3 separate regions of the Homo sapiens genome follow, and regions 1 and 3 are each linked to region 2. A link is a contact called in ENCODE Hi-C or POLR2A ChIA-PET data. All regions are on one chromosome and are shown on one strand. The core of a region is the stretch at or near the end of the contact, and the rest is flanking DNA. Distances in the headings are between cores, read along the strand shown. Region 1 overlaps UBE2F (ubiquitin conjugating enzyme E2 F (putative)). Region 2 overlaps LRRFIP1 (LRR binding FLII interacting protein 1). Region 3 holds the start of ILKAP (ILK associated serine/threonine phosphatase).

Region 1 (3,724 bases), core at 52-2,551, 300 kb before region 2:
AAAAATTAGCTGGGTATGGTGGTGTGCACCTGTAATCCCAGGTACTCGGGAGGCTGAGGCAGGAGAATCGCTCGAACCTGGGAGGTGGAGGTTGCAGTGAGCTGAGATCGCGCCACTGCACTCCAGCCTAGGCGACACAGTGAGACTCCGTCTCAAAAAAAAAAAAAAAAAAAAAAGAACAACATCAAAATACTTAACATCTATGAATTTCAAAATAAGTACTATATAAAGCTACGACAATTAAAACAGTGTGGTACGGGCCTAAGGGTAAACACAGACCAATGGAACAGAATCAAGTCCAAAAAGCAGAACTACACATATACAGTCAATGCTGTTTGGTCAAGCTTTCAAGGTAATTCAATGAAGAAAGGAAAGTCTTTTCATTGAAACAGCTGGATATCTAGATAGATAAAGTAAATCTCAACCTCTGTCTTACTCCACATACAAAAATCAATTCAAGATGGCTGATGGACCTTAACATAAAACCTACCATCCTAAAGCTTCTAGGAAAAAAACATAGGAGCATATATTTATAAGTTTCAGGTAAGCAAAAATTTCTGGACAGGACATAAAAGGCACAAACCATTAAAAAACTGATAAACTGCACATCATAAAAATTAAAACTTCAGCCACATGTGGTGGCTCATGGCAGTAATCTCAGCACTTTGGGAGGCCAGGGTGGGCGGATCACTTGAGGTCAAGAGTTTGAGACCATCCTGGCCAACACAGCAAAACCCCGTCTCTACTAAAACTACAATGGATGAAACTCAAAAACATTACGTTAAGTAAAAGAGGCTGAGGCCTGAGAATCGCCTGAATCTGGGAGGCAGAGATTTCAGTGAGGTGAAGTTGCACCACTGCACTCCAGCCTGGGTGACAGAGCGAGACTCTGTCTCAAAAAAAAAAAATAAATAAATAAATAAAAGAAATTCCTCCTCAACAAAAGACAGCATTTTTAAAAATGAGCAGAAAAGTCACAGAATGGGAGAAAATATCTGCAGCTCATGCATCTGACAAAAGACTTGTATTCAGACCACAGCACAAAATAAAAAGTTTTTTTAGGGCAAAAGACTGGGGCACTTCAGAAAGGACGATGTATAAATGGCCCGTAAATACATGAAAAGATACTCTACATCATCTGTCACTGGGAAATGCAAATAAAAACCCCAATGATATACCATTTCACACCCAAATGTTGATATATGTGTAGAACAATGGAAACTTCTCATACAGTGCTGGTCAGGGTATGGCACAACCACAGTGGAAAGTTTCTTAAAAGGTTAAACATGTTATCTTTCCTATGACTCAAAAATTCCACTCTTAGGTAGAATTAAAGAGAAAGGAAAACTATGAACACGAAAAGCTTGTAAAAAAAAAAAAAAAAGCTCACGGCAGTCAAACCTCATAGCTTTTGGTTTATTGATACTAGCCAAAACCTAGAAACTACTCAAATGTCTATCACTAGGAAGATAAATTATGACATATTCATTAAAATTCCATAAAAAGGGAATAAACTACTGATTCACACAACATGTGTAAATTTAAAACTATGTTAAGTGAAAGAAGTCAGAGACAAAGAGTACATATATAAGATTCCATTTACATATAAAAAATTCAAGAACAAGAAAAACTAATTTATGGAAATAAAAATCAGAAAGGAATTTTGGATGGTGGTGTAGGGGGCAAGGAACTGGCTGCAAAGAGGCAGAAGGAAACTTTGGGAATGATGGAAATGTTTTTCATCTTTATTGGGGTTATGGTTACATATGTGTATACATTTTCCAAATGTAAGCTATACATTTCAAATTAGTACATTTTATTGTTTATAATTTTATACCTCAGTAAAACTGATTATAAAATTTTTAATTTAAATTTAAAAAATTGTCATTGTTACTTAAAGCCATGTTCCCTTCAGCCTAAAACCATCACCACCATCACAGCAGGGCAGGCTGAGGTGACCTTCATCAACATGTCAGCCAGGCCACTCACTGAACAGGTCCAGTTTTTCAAACTGTCCCACTAACTTCACAGAAGCCTCCACGGGATATTTCAGGCTATCTTTTACGTTTTTGTTTTGTTTCATTTCACTTATTACTACTTTTTCTTGTTTTGCGAGATGATGTGGACGCTTTTTTTCTAAATTCGGTCCCTTTCTTTTCCCCATCACCAAATTACATTTCCATGTTTTTCTCTAAAGAGTGTATTTATTCCCAAGCATGAGCAACCACTCCAAAAGCAAACAAAACTATCAAAATGTTAGCAAGTGTGAACAGGAGCCAGATAAAGAGGTGTGAGCTGAAAATGCAGACGCAATTCTTCCACTCTTGACCATTCTAACCCCCAGATCATAGATATTAGTGAGTTTTCAGCCCTAGCTCCAGGATTACTGGCTACAAATGAGTCCATTTCAAAATCATTTTATTTCATATATTGTTAAAACTTCACAACTTAGACATATCACTGTAATTTGTTTTCAATATGAAGAGGAGCAGGATTCTAAAATTTTTTTTAAAAACCATGATATGAAGCAAGTTTTTCCGGTTGGCATATCTCGGCCACACTTCTCTTAATAATCAAAGGGCAGGCATCACCACAGCTTTCTAATTCACAGACATCACAAAATAAGGGCATATACACAGTATCTAAAAAGCATGCTGTGCACAGCTCAATGTTAATGTCCCTGAAGTACACTTATTAAAAATATGAATATTCAGGCATTAAGTATTTACAGGTACCAAGACACAAGTTACTTTTTATTTATTTTTTTTATTTTTTTTGAGACAGCTCTGTCGCTCAGGCTGGAGTGCACTGGGCCAATCTCAGCTCACTGCAACCTCCACCCCCTGGGTTCAAGCAATTCTCCTGCCTCAGCCTCCTGAGTAGCTGGGATTACAGGCACGCACCACCACCACACCGGGCTAATTTTTTTGTATGTTTAGTAGAAACGAGGTTTCACTATGTTGGCCTGGCTGGTCTCGAACTCCTGACCTCAAGTGATCCACCCACCTGGGCCTCCCAAAGTGCGGGAATTACAGGCATGAGCCACCGGGCCCAGCCACAGGTTACTTTTTAATCTGATAGAACAGTGAGTACAAAAACTGTAACAATTATGCTCCATTTTCAAGGACAATTCTAAGACCAACATCAAAGATGCTGTCATATATACAATAATCACAACATTAAAGTGATTCAGTAAAAAATTTCAGTTAAAAAATAAGGGGGGCTGGGCGCAGTGGCTCACACCTGTAATCCCAGCACTTTGGGAAGCCGAGGCTGGCAGATCACCTGAGGTTAGGAGTTTGAGACTAGCCTGGCCAACACAGTGAAATCCCATCTCTACTAAAAATACAAAAATTAGCTGGGCATGGTGGCGCATGCCTGTAATCCCAGCTACTCAGGAGGCTGAGGCAGGAGAATCACTTGAACCCGGAAGGCGAAGGTTGCAGTGAGCCCGAGATTGCGTCACTGCACTCCAGCCTGGGTGGCAGAGTGAGACTTGGTCTCAAAAAAAAAAAAAAAACGCGGAGGGGAGGCGGGGAAGAAACATTTATCCAGACTTGCCAGAAACCCAATCACATGACAGTAAAGAGCCTGGAAAAATCAACAAACATCTTTGAGTGGCCAAGGACCACAAAGCCCATGCTTGGGATGGGCAGAGCCACAGAATCCCTGATAGCCATTGAAAATGCCCTAGAAAGGCAGATGAAAGAAAATATTTTACTAT
Region 2 (3,955 bases), core at 278-2,777:
ACAGGAACTAGGTCTTACAGCAAGATACTCTTTGAGGGTGGGGATGGCTGGGAAAAAAAGATTCCATTTACTATCAAAGTTGCCTCCTTGTCCTAATCCTAGAAAGCCGAACCACGACTCGAGTTCTATTGTTGCGTCTTATTTTACCATATGTGAATATGACAGCCCTCTGATAGGGAGGTGGTGTGTACGGTGATAAGAGATCTAAAAATACACGAGGAAGCACAAGTATGACCCCCAGGGCCTCCGAAACAAATGGCTAAAAAGACAGCCAGGCTCTCCCAGCCACATTAATGCCAGCCCCACAGCCTGCTGTGGAGCCCAAGTCTATGGGGGCACCTCCCTGGGAGCCCCATCTGCCAGGCACCCAGCCCACAGGCCAGCTGGGGAGATAGGCACCAAAGTGACCCTTCTCCCCCTGCAGGGTCTTTTCTGGGCTGCATGGACCCATGCGTGACATCTCGGGAGCCAGGCTGGAGAGGCCTGCAGAAGACTGCGTGAAGAAGTCACCATCCCCATCCCGAGCCACAGATAAAAGCACATGTTAGGAGGTGCTTTGCAAAGGGACCCCACGGCATGCAGAGGGCCCTGAGGGGCTCTAGTTCTAGACAGAACCACACAGCAGAAACGGCTTCTACCGGGGCAGGGCACACAGGGCAGTGAGGTAAACAGTCTAACCCATGCCTGTTCTTCCAGGGCTCCCCATGGGCCTCCCGCTCAGAGCCCCAGAGATTCCCAGCTATAAGAAGACAGTCACCCAAAGATAATGGCCGTCCCTTCTTCCGGGTCAGGGAACTCAGGGACAGCCCGGCTCAGGCTGGGGGCTCAGGCCAAGGAGAACCAGAGAGAGAAGAAGTTATTGACCAGGACACAAGGAGAAACCCCAGCGGAGCGCAGAGTGGAGAGCCCTCCCGCACGCCCTCCTGGCCTAGCCCACATGTGCTTCCATCCTCGCATGGCCTCAGCCTGCGCTGGAGGTGTTGTAGGCAGTGGGAGTACTGCCTAAGGGTGGGGACAGCCCAACACCCTGAACCCCAATTCCAGTGACGTCTGGGGCTCTAGCAGCTCTAATGGCATTTGTATCCTTCTTGTGGCTCCTACCAGAAGATCATCATGTGGTCTCCTCAAAGAACAGAAACACAACCAACACTGGTGGGGCAGGGGCCCTGACTGCTGGCAAAGGGACAGCAGGTGCTGCGGGAGGCTCGCTGGGCAGCTTGCTTCAAAAGCCCCACACTCCTTCAGGGGATCCTGGCACTGCTCATACATTTCCTGAGCATTGAAGCTTTTCTGGGATTCCAGCCTAGTGTAGAATTACAGATCCCAGGGCCTCTCACCCTACAGTCACAGGAAATGTTCTTACTCTGCTTTTAAACTCTGTGGTGATACCCTAGGGGTCCAGAATTCTACACAGAAGCTGGAAGGGGTTTATGAGCCACAACTTTAGGGCAGGCAGTTCCTGAGAAATACTCTGACGTCACTCCTTCCACCCAGGCTGAGAAGGCCCTGCAGCCTGGAAAGCACCGCATGTGAACCAGAGGCGGCTCCCACCTCCCCCCGCAGAGCCCAGGGGAGACCCAGGGCATACAGCTCATGTGCAGATTCGTGGCTGCCATGCCCGCCGTTTGCCAGGAGCCTGTTAGCGCATATTAGGGACACCCAGTGGGCCAATGGACAGAGGACTGGACCATGAACAGCAGCTCTCCTCAGATGTCAGATGGAAATGACGCCCCACGGGGCTGTTCAGGGAGAGAAGCCGTTTGCCAGCTGTAAAGCACTCTGCAAACAGGAGGAAGTTCTCCTATTAATTACACACATTCATTTTCGCCTCCAGGTTTTAGCGTCAAGCAGAGAAGTGAAAAAGCAGCAGCATTATTTTTCTAGGCCCCATGATACATCACCAGTCTAGTTTATAACCTTTTTGGAAAAGTGTTAAGGATGTAATTCAAGTTCACTCACGTGAATGTGACAGGAATATGATGCAGCCGAAGCCTGAAGTGGCCACAAAGGCCAGTTTGTTCACAGACAAGCAGGGGCCTCGGTCCTTGTGCGATTCTTCCCCTGAGCTAAGAAGGAATCAAGCTCCTGGAGGGGCCGTGGTGTACCCAGGCTGTGACACGGGATCCCTTTCCTGAGCCACTTTGCTATAGGAAGTAGCCACAGCCACCAACTTTTGTTTTCTCTGCAAACCCCCCAACCCTCAGATGCAGTGGCCTCTAAAGTTTGCTATTCACAGCAACCAAGTGGGCCGGGTGATGTTCTCCTGCACAGACGTGGACAAGAACGGACGGCACAAGGCTAGCACCTCCGCAACGCAAGGGAGGCTCACCTCGGTTCCGTGTACCCACCACCCCATGTCCCCCAGAGGCGATGTGCACTGTATCTCAGTTCCAAAAGAAATGCTCATGTGGGCAATCTCACGAAGTCCCCCAGGAACCACAAAGAGCCTTCCCTACGGCCATGACTGTGAGAACGATCGTTACCAGGCACAGGGCACTCTGGGGTGGCAGCTGGCAGTGGCGGAAGTGTTGACTTAGAGGGCATTTTGGAAATGTTGGGGGGACTGGGATGTCAAAAAGATTGGGAAGAAGCTAAGGGTATTGGGGCGGGGGGGCAGGGCCAGGTCGGCCAACCATCCCGCATTCAGACACGCCTGCGATGGGAAGAACTTTTCCCTTGACTGCTCAGGAAGATAGAAAAACCACTGTTTTGGCCGGGTGCGGTGGCTCACGCCTGTAATCCCAGCACTTTGGGAGGCCGAGGCAGGCGGATCATCTGAGGTCAGGAGTTCAAGACCAGTCTGACCAACATAGTGAAATCCCATCTCTACTAAAAATACAAAATTAGCCGGGCATGGTGGCGCATGCCTATAATCCCAGCTACTCAGGAGGCTGAGGCAGGAGAATCACTTGAACCCGGGAGGCGGAGGTTGTAGTGAGCCGAGATCTCACCATTGCACTCCAGCCTGGGCGACAGAGCGAAATTCCATCTCAAAAAAAAAGAAAAAAAAAAAAAAGAAAAGAAAAACCACTATTTTTAATTTTTGGATTTACAAACTGATTGCAACTTACATATAAACTCAAAATATGTTTTACACAGTTCAAATATACATGAACTATTCCAGGAATGCAATCGACATGGAAATTGAAGGAAGATGATGATACTTGGCTTTGTTCAGAACTTTCCTGAGAGTTAGTCAACTTTGTAGAATGTCACGTCATAGACAGCAACATGAGGGGTGGTGTGTGGGTCTCAGTGCAACACACCTGTGTCAGCCTCCCTGTGACGCCAGGCACAGGTGTGTGCAGGTCTCATCACTGCATTCAACTGCTGGTGTACTTGGTCTTGAGTATTTCTATATCAAAATTCTTATTATGTTACTATAAACTACCTGTATTTTATTTTTTAAGGAAATGTTATATTGACTCGAAATTATGTGCGCTGGTTGACTTTCTCACCTATGCATTTCATTTCAGGCTAGTAAGGAAGTTAAGGAACTTGTAAAAAGACAGGGTTGAGAACCACAGCTTCAGAACTCCAGTGTGGATCTCTCGTCTCTCCATCACACTGTATGAACCAGCCCCGGCACAATTCAGAGCACAGGTCTGGGTGCCTGGTGCTCAGGCCATCATGAAGATTTGGATGGCATAAAGTTAGAGATCAAAGCCTAACTGATTACTTAAAACACTATGTTTCCATCAAAATTAACTCAGACAAATTATGGAGTAGACTGAAATTACCATGAAAGTTTACGGTAAGACGGCCACCTTCAAAGAAGGCTTTAGCTTACAAGGCTGCTCCTGGCCGGGCCCACAGGCCCCAGGAGCCAGCACACTGTCCTCTGCACTCGGGGGACCTGGCAGACAAGTCCAAGAAATGCTGGGTGCCGACTGCTTCTCTCAGCTATGGCTGCACTGTTCTCAGTAAAGGTCTGAGTTTATGCAGGTGCAGACTG
Region 3 (3,839 bases), core at 1,100-3,599, 500 kb before region 2:
AAATGTTGCTTCTATCTCAATCAGTTGGGCCTAGTAAGAGACGCTGCTAAAAAACTTAAAGAAAGGGCTAAAAAGCTAAGAGAATAACAAGACAACCAAATAAATTACTGGTTTAAAAACAAAGTCCTAATATGGGTCATCCCATTCCTGGGCTCTCTCCTAAAAATATGCCTAGGAATAATGTTCTTACCCTGCTTAATTAACCTTTTTCTAAGTTTTTTTTATTTTTTTGAGACGGAGTCTTGCTCAGTCGCCCAGGCTGGAGTGCAGTGGCGAGATCTCGGCTCACTGCAAGCTCCGCCTCCTGGGTTCACACCATTCTCCTGCCTCAGCCTCCCAAGTAGCTGGGACTACAGGCACCCGCCACCATGCCTGGCTATTTTTTTTTTTTTTTTGTATTTTTAGTAGAGACGGGGTTTCACCATGTTAGCCAGGATGGTCTCGATCTCCTGACCTCGTGACCCACCCGCCTTGGCCTCCCAAAGTGCTGGGATTACACGCGTGAGCCACCGCGCCTGGCCACCTTTTTCAAAGATTTTTAACCAGCAGGATCATGGCCATCTCACAGACAATTACCCAAAAACATCTACAGACAGCGTTACTCCTACAATCAATCTGAAACCAAAGAACTCTCTGCTCACTCCCCCAGCAGGAAGTAGCCAGAAAAAATGCGCTGCCCCTTGTCCTTTTCATAACTATAGAGACTGGATTGATAGAGCAGGAGCATTGCCATCTTGGACAAACACCACCTTTCTAAGTTCCCCTTGATTAAAAAACCACCTAAATCCTACCCCAAAACATCAGCCTAACGGCTAATGTCAGCATAACCAGAAATATTCCAACCCTAAGATAAACCTCTCTTCAACCAGAAACATGCTAACCCTGAAATAACCTCTCCTCCAATAGCCTCCCCTCCGACCAGAGACATTCCAACCCTGCAATAAACGTTCCCCCACTTCCAAAACCCTTAAATATCCTTAGTCTGTAAGAGAGAATGCTTAGTCTGTAAGAGAGAGCGCTCCTGATCGAAATTGGCCAGAATCCCCTCTCAGGTTTATTCTCTGAAATAAACCTTTTAATGTTGAGCCGCTTTTTGTATTTATTTCCTCTTTCTTTAACGGTTACAAGCATTGTTACTTGAGTGTTTCTGCTGTAATGGAGGAGGCAGCATGAATATCTCAAACGGTTGCTAGTGAGAAGCCACGCAGATGAGAGGCATGAAGCCTTGTTGGGCTCCCTCCATGTCCTACAGCCAGAGAGCGTCAGAAATACATCTGCCCCAGAATGAACTGGGCTGAAAACTCTTTGCATGGAGGGAGACCACATAACCTGGGGAACTTGGGTAAACGATGTTGGAACGGAGGTGTAAGATTTGGGTTTGTGTTAGTTGATTTGGGGAAACATTTATGGAAACGGGCCTTTGCTCCGGATTGGATGTCAGGAAGAGGAGGATTCCATGATTGGATATCTTGATGAAGCTTATCTAGACGGCAGGAGGACGAGACAAAGGCTAAACATGTAATGGTAAAGAAGCAGCAATCACTCTTATTGGCCAAGACGAGGGGAATGTGGTCACTTTTGTGGCTTGGACAGTGTTCCTGTTTTGTCTGTGTTCACACTTGATTACACAGTGGTCTGTTTTTTTCTCTTGATCTGTATCACGGCCTGATGTTGGTGTTTTATGAAATTGTTCACATTCAAAGAGAACACCCAGGCCTAGCTGTTTGTGCCAGACCAACCCCAAGTCCTGGCTGCAGAACCAGGCCAGCTCCCCGATGTCAGTGGCCGCCTTTCTCTTTACAGGCATGGAGGGGGACACCATTAAGGAGGAGCCCCTCTTCTCCGCTCCCCACAGACACCAGTGGGTGCAGACAAGTCAGGGAATGCCTCCTTTCCCTCCGGCATCTTTTGAGGTTTCCGTCCTGACGCCCAGGGCCGCTCCATCCAAGCCTCGGTTTCTCAGTCTCTAAAACAGGCCAGAAACCAGGCACGCCGTGGTGAAAGGACGAGCCGAAGAGATGGCAAGAGCTCCAGAAAGCCTTCCCAGGCATCAGGGGCTGCCCTTGAGCTCAGACGTTTCTCTCTGGACAGGGCTTCTTGGACAGGAACTCAACGAAACTTGACAGAAATCGGACACCCCCAGCCAAGGAAAAGCAGGAGGGGCCCGGGGTTCGCCAAGGCGGGAAACACCGCGGGGCCCAGACGGCGCCGTCCGCCCGGCTCGCAGTCGGGGCGCGGGAGGGGCCCACGCGCATGCGCACCGCCCCGCCCCCAGCCGCCCCGCCCAGCCCGCGCGCAGCCCTCTGGGGCGGCCGGGCCACGCCGCGCGCCGATTGGTGGCGTCCGGGACTCTCCCTGCAGGTGACTGACGGCGCCGGCCGCCCCTGCCCGTCGCCCGCCCGCTGCTGCCGCCCGCCCGGGGTGTGGAGCCCGGCCGCTGCTCGCGGGCTGAGTGTCTGTCGCTGCTGCCGCCTCCACCCAGCCTCCGCCATGGACCTCTTCGGGGACCTGCCGGAGCCCGAGCGCTCGCCGCGCCCGGCTGCCGGTAAGCGGCGTTGCCGCCGGGCCGGCCAGGGAAGGGAGAGCAGGCGGGATGGGGGCGGCCTGAGGCCCGGGGCGGCTGAGGCGGCGCCCGCGCTGGGAGGCGGCGGGCGGCGCGGGCTGCACGGGGCCTGCTCCTGCCTGGCCAGGCCCCGTCCGGCCCACTGGCGGCCCTGTCGGAGGCCCGGTCGCTCGCGGAGCTCGGAGAGGCCGCTCCGCCATTTTCGCTACGCAGGAAGGAAAGGGCCGAGCCGTCGTGGCCACGGCCCCTCTGCGTGGCGGTGAAAGGCGCCGGCGCGACCGCGTGGGCCGACCCGAGGGACCGGCTCTGAACGCCCGGCGGCACCGCGGGCCCCCGCGCCCCGATTCCACCCGCGGCCTGGGCTGCCTTGCGCGTCGCCCGCCCGCGGCTTCCGGGCCGCACTTCACCCGCGGGCTGTGGAACGGCCGCGTTCCGGGCCGGTGCAAGTTCAGGGGCTTGGCGTTTTTATTTGCACTGGAGATTGAATTAATCACCATCTTAATCCTTCGTGTTTTTGAAGCCTGGAAGACAGGATGCCTCCTCTGTCATCCTGTGATTTTGTGATAATTAACAGTAGTTTTTTTTTTTTTTTTCTGGTCCACGGGAAGTTCCCCCTCTCCTTGAAGTTAAGGGGTCCGCTCATCTCCTAAGCGCTGGCCCCTGCCAGTGGGAGTCCCTGTGGGCTGTGGTTTGAGCTCAGCATCCTAGCAGCTTGAAACAGGGCCTGTGTTAATCCCTGCGTCCTGTGGGTTACAGTCTCCGGGTTTCATCTGTCAAAACGCGTGAATATTTCATATGCAAGACTTCCAGCTTGATGTTGTAGTTTAGGGCCTTATTACAAAATTTAACTTGGGGGCAGAAAACCTGGAAAACTTAAGACGTTCAGATTTCCAGGCCCACCTCAGCCCCAGTAAATCCGAATCCCTGAGAGTGGGGTTTCCGAATCTGTTACTAAATCCCCAGGCCAACCCAGCGGGGGCTGGAGACCAGTGGTTTGGGAGCTGCTGTTGTAGGGTAGACGGAGGTGAGTAAGGCCCAGCCTTCGCTTTCTAAGAGCTGCTTTCTGAAGGGTACTAATTACGGTAATTAAAACTGGCAAAAGTTAATGACTGTGGGAAATGCTGAGGACTCTTGAGGAGGGATTGTCGGGCACCGAGAGACTGGGGAAGGAGGCAGTGTTTGAATTGAGCTTCCAAGGATGTTCAGGCTTGTGATTTGCAGTAATTCTGGGCGAGAAAACATTTTATTTTATTTTACTTTTTGAGACGGAGTCTCA

The links. Hi-C counts contacts between places; a loop is a spot of excess contacts on that map. ChIA-PET counts read pairs that join two places held with the same protein, here RNA polymerase II (POLR2A). Pooled maps may share reads with other maps.
Region 1: a pooled map shows a loop between it and region 2 (2.6-fold over the local background). The contact joins two enhancer-like sites. A Hi-C loop is called at or near these places in 12 of 50 pooled maps. POLR2A ChIA-PET finds 5 or more read pairs at or near these places in 4 of 52 experiments (CD8-positive, alpha-beta memory T cell, activated CD8-positive, alpha-beta memory T cell, activated T-cell and 1 more).
Region 3: a map of CD8-positive, alpha-beta T cell shows a loop between it and region 2 (3-fold over the local background). The contact joins the promoter of ILKAP here to the enhancer-like site in region 2. A Hi-C loop is called at or near these places in 3 of 168 maps with a recorded cell type or tissue (CD4-positive, alpha-beta T cell, CD8-positive, alpha-beta T cell and naive thymus-derived CD4-positive, alpha-beta T cell), 11 of 37 single-sample maps with no recorded cell type and 13 of 50 pooled maps. POLR2A ChIA-PET finds 5 or more read pairs at or near these places in 4 of 52 experiments (CD4-positive, alpha-beta memory T cell, PC-9, activated CD4-positive, alpha-beta T cell and 1 more).

The regions. Positions count from the first base shown.
Region 1 is chr2:237,996,273-237,999,996 of GRCh38, reverse strand. All of the region lies in intron 4 of UBE2F (ubiquitin conjugating enzyme E2 F (putative)), which reads right to left. The region is part of intron 4 of UBE2F-SCLY (UBE2F-SCLY readthrough (NMD candidate)); the gene reads right to left. Among named protein-coding and RNA genes, the nearest start is that of UBE2F, 31 kb to the right of the region's middle. Within about 2 kb of position 1,301, at least 4 of the 41 ENCODE cell types and tissues checked have a DNase peak (open chromatin) inside an H3K27ac peak, as active enhancers do.
Region 2 is chr2:237,698,408-237,702,362 of GRCh38, reverse strand. All of the region lies in intron 1 of LRRFIP1 (LRR binding FLII interacting protein 1), which reads right to left. Among named protein-coding and RNA genes, the nearest start is that of LRRFIP1, 73 kb to the right of the region's middle. RefSeq lists enhancers at 1,854-1,903, 1,914-1,963. Within about 2 kb of position 1,527, at least 31 of the 41 ENCODE cell types and tissues checked have a DNase peak (open chromatin) inside an H3K27ac peak, as active enhancers do; they include CD4-positive, alpha-beta T cell and CD8-positive, alpha-beta T cell, where a contact is called at or near this core.
Region 3 is chr2:238,202,205-238,206,043 of GRCh38, reverse strand. It overlaps ILKAP (ILK associated serine/threonine phosphatase), which reads left to right and starts at 2,349. Exons shown (of 12, transcript NM_030768.3): 1 at 2,349-2,545. The coding sequence starts at 2,491. RefSeq lists enhancers at 1,468-2,340, 3,303-3,362 and silencers at 2,153-2,722, 2,843-2,932.